3 separate regions of the Homo sapiens genome follow, and regions 1 and 2 are each linked to region 3. The links are chromatin contacts, found by Hi-C or POLR2A ChIA-PET in ENCODE. All regions are on one chromosome and are shown on one strand. Each heading gives the region's core, a stretch centred on a gene start or an enhancer-like site at or near the end of the contact. The rest is flanking DNA. Distances are from core to core; before and after follow the strand shown.

Region 1 (3,152 bases), core at 127-2,626, 470 kb before region 3:
TTCCTAGGTACCTTAAGATTTTAGAATAGGCAGTAGGCAGTTAATGCAGTCCAGAGTGGGGTAGGTGGAGCTTGCGGAGAAGGAGCAACTCAGACTTGCACATTCCCCTGTGATGAGTCATCGTGGCCTGTGTGCATTTCAAAAGCTATGTACTGAGACACCAATTCTTAGACAAGTTAGCAGGAAAAACATGTATTACCATAATTATCATAATAAGGGGGCTAAAGGAAAGCAAAGTGGCAGGAGGACTGTATCCGGCCAGACTAGCCTTTGGAGCATCCCAATAAAGGAATCTCCCAAATGGCCCCAAGATGCTCCCTACACTGCCAGGGGTAGGTATTTGAATCTGTCTGTCCTGGAGCAATCCGCTCCTTGCACCTTTGTCCTCTCCTGTCCATCCACAGCTGCCCTGGCCTGGTTCCTGGGGGCAACCGTGCTTTTAAGCAAGGGGGCAGCAGTGCTGCTCTGGGAATGCGAGTACAGCTGGAAAGGTTGAGTCACCCCTTTAGGGGCATGGTAAGAATGCCTGGTATTTCTTCAATTTTGATGAACCAAAATAGTGACAATTGCCCAAAGGCGCAGAGTCGATAATAAAGAGTGCGGACACTTCCGGAGCGCCAGCTGCCCAATAGAAATGCAGGCCACGCTGGGGAAGTGTGGAGCCGCAGCCCAGGATGGGGAGGGCCGGAAAACAGAAAAGGATTCGCGTTCTTTTTACTCTGTGGAGAGTGAGCCCGCGGACTGTAGCCTGGGCCTCGCCAAGTTCCTTTGTTCTTTGTTTTCTTTAAATTACCTTTTTTCTTTTTGTCTTAAAAAATACACATGGGTGAAAAAGAAACGAGAGCTCCCTAGAGATCACTCAGAGCTGTTTTCGTGGGTTTTTAACTTCCAGTTGCTCAAGGGTCCACGCTGGCATCTGGGGTGTGCTCGCACCTGCGAAGAATCCAGCTTCTAGGGAGCACCGCGAGCTGGTAAGTTGGTCCTGCTCCATCGCTAAACCTTCCAGCCTTAGTTTTTCATTTCTGGGGAGTCTGCTGGCTCGGGAGGAGGTGGGGCACTGGTAACACAACCCCACCACTCCCGGGAAGATCCCCGCACCCCCATCCCGGTCTGCTTTCTCTCCCTTCTGAAGCAGGAGAATAAGGGTCTGGAGGAAAATCCCAACTTTCCACAAACTTCCTTTGTAGCCCCTCCTTTTCTACATGGCAGATGAAAAACTGAAAATACCTCTGATTGGTCCCCTCCCGCAACCAATCAGACTGGTCTCCAGGGCCAAGTCTTCATGTGCATAGGAATGTAACTTTGTAACTTCGCTTTCTGCGTCCAATCAGATGTTTTCATAGGGCATAACTTTGTAACTTCACTTCAGCCTCCCATTGATCGCTTTCTGCAACCATTCAGACTGATCTCGGGCTCCTATTTCATTTACATTGTGTGCACACCAAGTAACCAGTGGGAAAACTTTAGAGGGTACTTAAACCCCAGAAAATTCTGAAACCGGGCTCTTGAGCCGCTATCCTCGGGCCTGCTCCCACCCTGTGGAGTGCACTTTCGTTTTCAATAAATCTCTGCTTTTGTTGCTTCATTCTTTCCTTGCTTTGTTTGTGTGTTTGTCCAGTTCTTTGTTCAACACGCCAAGAACCTGGACACTCTTCACTGGTAACATATTTTGGCAAGCCAACCAGGAGGTAAGCCCAAAGTCTGGGATTTATTTTTCTCCTTTCCCTTTTCCTTTCTGCTCCATACAGGTAAATCTCTCTCTTTCTCTTTTCCTTTCCAACGTGGGATCCTTGGTGGGTAGCGCCTAGACACGGAGGCGACTGCAGGTTTCTGGCCGGGGGCTACTCTCCAGTGCTGCCTTGAAGGCCAAGGAGTGAATGGGGATAGTTGCCCTGCCCAGAAGCGGGAAGGGCTCTTTTCTGTCTTTTCTGGTTGTGGTCCCTGATCCCTATGTGTGACGCAGCTTCTCCAGGGCGAACTCACACGTGTTTCAGGTGACTTAAACCTTCTTTCCTTATGTTAAATTCTTCCCTTCCCCTACTCTACTGGCTAAGGTTAAAAGAAACCCACCTAGCCTCCATTTCATATCATTAAAGTTCATGACTATCACTCTAGTGGAATGGGAACCATGGGAAAGCATGGCCTTATCAAATTATAAGGATGCTAGAAGTCAAGGCCTTCATCCAGAGACAAAAGGAAAGCTCACAGTAGGCCATCCCCTCTGGAGGGAAAACATGTAAAGTGGCACTGGTGACCACCTAAGGTCAGAGACGTCTGACGCTCTAAGATTGGACCCTAAAGGGGGATGCTCTGGAGGATCCTTTGGACCTCAGCCTCTCCAAGGGGGTTCCTTTGGTAGAGGTTCTTAGGCCTAGTACTAAGCCCTCCTTAGAATTTTCTCTTCCGGTTGCAGTAGTGTTTGGCCTCAATATTGTTTGGAATCTGGAGTTTGCTGTTGAATGGTAAAGTGGGATGGAGTTGCATGTATGCAGGCTCTTGTGCTGCTGTTCTAAGCAGGGTTGTGTCGGGTTAAAGTGTGATGTTCTCCTTTGGTGCTGTTTGGCCTCAGCGTTCTTTGAAGTGCGAGGAAGTTTGACCTTTAAAAATCAAACTGCCATGGAAACCGCTGACTTATAAATTGCTAAAGTTGTTTATAACCAATGTTTGGTTTCTCAAATCCATATTCCTGGGAAGACAATCAAAGCTTCAGGTACATTTGGCTACCCGATGGGCCATTTAAACATTTACAAAGGGATTTTATTCAATGTCACTTTCAATGCATGTTTTCTTGTTGTATAAAAGCTTTTCCCATGATTATGCTACAGTGTATTTTCACCAGGTAAAGAAAGCTTTTTATGGTTCACTGAGAACAATCAACCCCTTCACAACCTAGAACCCATAGGATAGATGTTCTCAGAACATCTACTGTAAAGGCCATAGTTACACAACAGACTTTAAATTCTTTTGTGAAAGTTATGATAGAATTGGCTGAACAGAGAAGTATCTGTGCAGCTGCTGGCACTTAGAGTCTATGGAGAAATACATTAAATGAAGATTAAGAGATTCAGTTGTAGGGGATTAATGAGGAGATTGTTTACTTAAGTTGGTAGATTCTTTATTTAGTTCATTATTTGATCTATTTAATTTTAACT
Region 2 (3,097 bases), core at 1-2,500, 280 kb before region 3:
GACAAAGGATCCCCTTCTGGTGCAACCGAGCCCCTCAAGATTTCAGCACCCCAACATTTTTAGTGATGAAACCATGAAAATTCCGATGAGGCCCTTGCTTATTTGCATATGTTAACTACCCACTTTTTGCCCAATATTCCTTTTTCTAGCAATATAATTATAAACTGCTGATGCACCGTTTCTTTGTCAAGCAGGAGGATATAGCTTCAGAGTCAAGAAAAAAATTTTGCAGAAGGAATGAATGCCTTTAAGGGCATTGTGACCAGCTGCTGACGCCCAGAAGTCTGGTGGTTCAAGATGTAATCTGAGACGAAGAAAGACTTTTCCCCGAGGTTCCCTGAAATTCCCCCTCCCTTACTTCCTGGTCTCATAAAAACTCCCCACTACTTCTTTTTGTTAGGGTGGATTTGAGAGATCTTGACCTCTTGCCTTCTCGCTTTGGCCAAATGGAATAAATCTTCCTCTGTCTCCAAGCATCTGTGTGTCAGTGTTTGGCATCAACAGCACATCAGGTTCCTGAGCCTGAATTTGGGCTTCGACAACTCGGGCTCCCGGGACACATGCAAGAGGGAAACGGAATCACACCGCAGTCTCAGCCACTGCGGATATGACCAACTAGGGCTCTAGTTAGTCACTGTATGGGGGATACAGGGCTTTGTGGGCTACCCTAGTAGCCTGCCCCTGTTGTTACAGTTTGAAGACTGACGTTCCAAGCCAGGGGCTTATAGGCAAGCCTCTGGAACAAAGCCTCTTGTAATAGACTGGACATTGGCCCTATTTGTCCCCAGGCCACAACCCATTTAACTTCATCCTCGGGAGCCCCGATTTCGTCGTTTTCCCTTAAGTCCTTCGTGCTCCTGAACCGTGGGGAAATGTTGCCAGGTTTGGTTTGCTAAGATGTAGGCTGCGCTGGGTCGGCGCCTCTCCCTCCTCCCCAGCTCGCCCCGCGTTCCGAACCTCCCAGCTCCCGGGTCCTCTGCCACTAGCTGTCGTTGGAGGTGCTCCTGAGTCAACAAACTAAATCTCCCCAGCGGGAAAGACTCTCTCCCGGCAGCGCCCAGACCTGGGGAGCTGCAGTCGCCGCACCTTGTCTTCACCACAGCCCAATAGGAGAACCCGCGCAGACCGGGGGGAGGTTTGGGGAAGGCCTGGGCAAAGAAGCGCGGGGGATTCATTACCCGCTGGGTTCTCCTCGGCAGCGCGTCTCCCTCCGGGAGCAGGCAACGGAGCCTCCCAAGTCCAGAGCAGAGAACCTGACCCGGCGGGATCCCGGGCTTATATCAGCTGAGTTCCGTGACACCTCCCGGGGCGGGACATCGCGCAGGAGACAGACAGAGGTACAGCCCAATCGCATCGTTACGTGGAGCCGGAAGCCCACTCTTGCAACTACAACAGTCTTGGTAAACCTTGGGTGGACTGGGGAGAACTGAGGAGGGGAAGCGCTTTTTTGTTGCTTCTCTGTGTTTTCTATTTTATTTTATTTATTTTATTTTTAGATTTTCAGTTCTTATTTCACCCAGGGAAGGAGACCTGGGTATCCACCCCATGTCCTCCAGAGAACTTCCCTGGCCCCGCTCGGAGTCTTCCTGGGACGCCACAGGCTCGGAGAGCGCTCCGCAGGTTTCTCCCCCGGCGCCTCCAAATCTTTCGATTCCTACTCGAATTACTCCGTCAGCTGCTGGAAGAGGGGCAAGGGGTATGGCGAGACGCGTTGGTACATGGGGCACTGGGGGGAAGGGAAAGCCTCCCTCCTTCTCCTAGTAATTCGAGAATGTTGCGTCCGCCTCCTTTCTTTTGCTGGCGCTAGGGGCTCGGACCAGCACCTGCCAGGCATAGGTGTGGCCACTGGGGCGAAACCTGGCAGGCTCTGGAAACAGCGTTTTACTGACAGGAAAGAGAAACTGTTCTTTGTATTCATCACCCACCGCAGACTTCCTCACGCCCGGGTCTTAGGCGGGGCTGTCAGATTTCAGTGTGTTTCTCTTAATTCTAGTACTAAATTTGTACTGGGCGCTGGCGAAGGGCCTGGCTCCGCCACGCGCGGCCCTCTCGAACTGCCCGTGGGTACGGCGCGCGCTGCTGCCCTGTGTGGCCTGTGCGGGGAACCCGAGGGCCGAAGTGGGCCCCGCCGCAGCACAGGGGGACAAGAGAACCAGGAGCGGGCTGCCTGGGGGCAGATTCGAACCCGTGCTCCCAGCGGATAGAAGTAGCACTTGGGGACTCCTAAAATATTCAGCCCAATCCTGATTCCAGCTGCCCTCTCTAGGCACCTTTCCTCTACCCTTCTTCCAGTTTACAATTCTGGTGAGTAGATGTTTCTCTATCTCTTCTCTTCCAACTCCTGCGCCCAGAGCCAGGAGGACTTCTGGAGCCCGCCCAGCAAGACCCTCTCTCTCCCATCTTCTGCTCAAGGGCTCGAGGTCTCAGTGGACAGAGCTGAAGAAAAGCCGTCTATGGAGCCTGCGCCAGGCGCAGACTGGGTCGTCGCAGTCTGGGTCGTCGCAGTCTGGGCCGGGGCGCTGGAAGTCTTACTCACTTCTCAAGAACCCGCAAGGGATCAGGCCTGACCCTTTGCAAGTGACAGAATCCAAAGCTTTGAGCTCATGGGAAAGTGGCTGGAAAGAAGGTCACTGTAGGGCCGCACAGGTCTCTGGCGAGGCTACCCAAGAACATTTAAATCCCTGCCCAGAGAAGAAGAGGCTCCAGCTGTCCTGCACCTTCCTGGGAACTGGCAGTCCCTCCGCGCAGGGGTTCTGCAGCGACCGGCAGCGCGAGGAGACAAGGATGGTGGCCAGTTAACAGAAAATCAAGGCAGCGGGAAAGGTCTGGAAAACACCACCTACTATCACCTCTGGAGCCTGGGATTATGGGATAAGTTTTCGATTTTTAAATGTATTGTCAAATAGCTAAAGTACACGGAAAGTGCGAAATAATAGTAAATTGAACACCTGTGTATTCACCACACAGCTTAAGCAATAACATTAGCAATATTTGGGTACCCAGCTGGTCTCATTCCCTCATTCCACTTGTCCCCTACTCACCTGATAGCCAGTACAATTTTATGAATTTAAAGTTACTAATTCCCATGCAACTGTTT
Region 3 (3,369 bases), core at 461-2,960:
TTTGGTCATGTTTGGCATATAGTTTTCTTATGTTTTTAAAATAAAGCACACTAAGAGAACTGATTAACCTACAATGACTTATGTGTTTATGAAGTGTTCTAAAAAACCATACAAAAACCAAAGAAACAAGAAAACAAACCTTTTCAACTTGATGTAGGGTTCAGAAGATACATACATTCCAAATACCACAGTAAGCATTCATCTGAAAGTTTGCCGGTTGGTCTTTCTATTAATTAAAAAAATTCAAAACAGAATACAGATTTAACTATGTACAATATTTACAACTTACAGATTTTACAACGAAATTATACAGTTAAGTCTGTCGTGGAAATGTTGGCATTTTGGTATATAACACTTCAGAAATTTCAAAAACAACTTTACCTCAAAAACATGTTACACAAATTTTCCAAAGTGCTGTAGCTCACTGGCTCATTTTATCTCAACAATCCAGTTTAGCAATCCAGGTACCCAAATCTTGAGGCATGAAGTAACCGCTATACTACTGAGAGACAGCACTTTTTATACAACAGCAGAGGCTGTTAGAAACCTTGGGTCTTTAAAACCCTATAACAATGCCCCTTTCACCCTCCAATCCTGAGACAACAAATCCTGTAGTTCCCCCTCATCATCGCTGTCAGCATTCTCTTCTTCCTTTTTCTGCAGTTCTTTTATGGTCAGGATTTCTTTAAGTTTATTTTTTATTTCATCCTGGCGATTCCGTAGCTTTTCCACCCGTCGGTAACACTCTATCTGCTCATCGATCTCCCCAATCTGGCGGTCCAACCGTCCCTCCTCATCCTCTTCGGCAACTATGGCTTCGGAAATAGTGTTGACCTGCCTCATGGCTTTTTGGAATTCGTCCCACTCTTTGTCCATCTGATCTTTTGGAGCATCAACCTTTCGTACTCTTGCATCTACCTCAGGGTCGTCAAAAAAACCTTCCGGTAACGCTTCCGCGGTGTTTTCTCTCCTTTCCACCACTTTTTCATGTATTTCTGCTTTCTCAATTGACCCTGAATGAGGAATTATGGGGGCCTTGGGAGGATTAGTACTAAAGAAATCGTTTGGCAGCACACTACTTGTTACCTCCCGTGAAGAGGAAACTGAGTGCTCCTTGCCCTGTGCGTCGGAGAGCGGCTTGCTGGCGTCCCCCCTTTTTCTTTCTCCATCTCCTTCCTCCTCCTCTTCCTCCTCCTCCTCATCTTCATAATCGGGGAGTAAACTGAGTCCTGAAGGCTTACTGGGAGTCGCTCTAATGAACTCCTTTCCTATTTTGTCAAAGTTGGTGGTCCACGCAGATGTGGAGGGCTGTACCTGAGGCACCAAGGTGGCCTTCGCTCTCTTGACATCTTGGTCGTCTGCGTCCGGCGCTTTCCTCTTGACGGAATGAGGCGCTGAACTGGCGGACGAACCCTGGCTGGCTTCCTTCGCGCCTTTCAGCTCGGCCACTTTCTCTCGGTGCTGCTTTCCCAGGACGTGAGTCTGCCACAGGAGCTCGCTCTTAACCGGAGTGTTACACAGGGCACAACTCAGCTGCCCCAAACGGTTGTACTTCGCGAATGGAGATTCTATCCGTTTCCGACTGGTGCTCAGACGCTGCTTCTCCTTCATTAACCGCCGCAATTCTTCCTGATTTATCACTCGCTTCCCTGCCGGAGTCCGGGCGGAGGCGGAGGACGCCATCTTGGCGACCAGACCCAAAACGATTCTGGTTTCCGTCGGGCGAGGCATGATAACGTCACTTCCTGTAAGGGCGATGATTGGCCGAGGCTCAAGAGAGCGTGGCGTCGCATTGCCGTTTTTGCTCAGAATCGCGACTAAGGCTTTTTTTTTTTCTCCCTCTGAACGGTTAGGCTATGGCTGCGATAAAGGCCGTCAACTCCAAGGCTGAGGTGGCGCGGGCCCGGGCAGCTTTGGCTGTCAATATATGCGCCGCCCGAGGGCTGCAGGATGTGCTGCGGACCAACTTGGGTCCTAAAGGCACCATGAAAATGTGAGACAGCGGTTGGAGCGGCCATTACGCGGCTAGGGGCCCGTTGGTGTCCTGTCGCCCTCTGAGGCAGGCGTCCGCGTAGCGCTGTGGATGTTCTTGCGAGCTTGATTTCCCTCATTCTCATCCCTGCTCTGGGGGTATTTCTCGCCTGGTGCAGGTGGAGGAGAAAAGCCTCCCCTAGTAGAGGGCCCCGGGAGTGAAGCTGTGGCGCTTCCCCGACCCCCGACTTGTCGTCAAGGTTCATATGCAGTTAGAAAGTCAGTTAATTTAGTGTCTCATTGGAAACAAAGCATTTAACTCCTCTGCTCCTTAAGACTGTATACCCTTGGTCCATAAATTCAACAAGTAGTTTTGTTTTTTGTATGGCAATGTATTGTAGTGGAGAGGACACAGGCTTTGGAGCCAGGAAGGCATGGGGTCAAATCCAAGTTCTACTTGAATACCCCGTGTCTATGGTTGTTCAGATCTATTCATCTTTTCAGTATATATTAAGCACCCTTTTCTATAGACAAGAGTGAGGAAAAGAGACCAGTGAGGGCAAAAGGGTATAAGAGGAGAGACACATCCTCATAGTAATGAACAAAATAATATTAATGGTAAAATAAGTCACTTAGGTACCAGTTGTTGGGACACAGAAATGATCAAGATAACGGTTTCTGTTCTTAAGGAGATGTGGTAGAGACGGATGTGGTAGAGTAGGATGTGCTAATTATATATAGATGCATATAATTATGCTGAAGAAAGGGACTGATGGCAGAAGGAAAAGCATCTTAAGTAACATGTTTGATCAGTCTTGAAAGAAGAATAAGACTTCACTAGTTGGAAGAGGGAGTAAAGGCCTGGGCAAAGTAATTTCAGGAATAAGAAAGACCAATGGTGCAAATCCAACAGAAACGAAACAAAACATGGTATATTAAGGGAACCAGAAGATTTGCTTGTGGAAAAGTAGATGAGGCAGGGAAGATATTGGGAAAGGTCAAGTATGTCATTGCTGTGTTTGGATTTTAACTTGAAAATGATGGAAAACATAAAAATCATTGGAGGACTTTTGATCAGGGAACTGACTGAATCACGTTGCCTTTTAGAAAGAAAAATGTGTGGAGGGTATATTTAAGTTTGGAGATATCCGGATGCCATCCAAAGTAGAGATGATAACAGTGGAGATGGAGAGAAGGTGGCAGATTCAAGAGATATTTAGGTAGTAGAATTGATAGAACTTGGTGATCTAATAAATGCAGGGATGAGGGAAACTAAGTTGAGTGACTGAATGAATGAAAACATTCACCAAAATTAAAACCTGCAGGAAATTTGCGAATTTGTGCTTTGTAGACTTCCAAGTATTCTTTGACCAAACCACAGTTCGTAACTCATCAAGT

Evidence for each region. Hi-C counts contacts between places; a loop is a spot of excess contacts on that map. ChIA-PET counts read pairs that join two places held with the same protein, here RNA polymerase II (POLR2A). Pooled maps may share reads with other maps.
Region 1: a loop to region 3 is called in a pooled map, with 11 times the contacts of the local background. The contact joins the promoter of SLFN12 here to the promoter of ZNF830 in region 3. A Hi-C loop is called at or near these places in 8 of 50 pooled maps.
Region 2: a loop to region 3 is called in a map of ascending aorta, with 10 times the contacts of the local background. The contact joins the promoter of SLFN5 here to the promoter of ZNF830 in region 3. A Hi-C loop is called at or near these places in 6 of 168 maps with a recorded cell type or tissue (B cell, ascending aorta, endothelial cell of umbilical vein and 2 more), 7 of 37 single-sample maps with no recorded cell type and 23 of 50 pooled maps. POLR2A ChIA-PET finds 5 or more read pairs at or near these places in 2 of 52 experiments (HEK293T and Panc1).

The regions. Positions count from the first base shown.
Region 1 is chr17:35,430,724-35,433,875 of GRCh38, reverse strand. It overlaps SLFN12 (schlafen family member 12), which reads left to right and starts at 1,376. Exons shown (of 4, transcript NM_018042.5): 1 at 1,376-1,688. RefSeq lists enhancers at 1-14, 1-204, 1,025-1,244, 173-1,372, 741-1,466.
Region 2 is chr17:35,241,225-35,244,321 of GRCh38, reverse strand. SLFN5 (schlafen family member 5) reads right to left here and starts at 1,250. Exons shown (of 5, transcript NM_144975.4): 1 at 1,179-1,250. LOC105371932 reads left to right here and starts at 171. Exons shown (of 4, transcript XM_047437262.1): 1 at 171-211; 2 at 1,103-1,400; 3 at 1,497-1,696; 4 at 2,352-3,097. The coding sequence starts at 171. The coding sequence ends at 2,799. RefSeq lists enhancers at 207-835, 809-918, 1,439-1,498.
Region 3 is chr17:34,959,881-34,963,249 of GRCh38, reverse strand. It overlaps ZNF830 (zinc finger protein 830), which reads right to left and starts at 1,710. Exons shown (of 1, transcript NM_052857.4): 1 at 1-1,710. The coding sequence starts at 1,683. The coding sequence ends at 565. CCT6B (chaperonin containing TCP1 subunit 6B) reads left to right here and starts at 1,790. Exons shown (of 14, transcript NM_006584.4): 1 at 1,790-1,993. The coding sequence starts at 1,857. RefSeq lists enhancers at 1,417-1,666, 1,747-1,826, 1,877-2,096, 2,197-2,246 and a silencer at 1,966-2,260.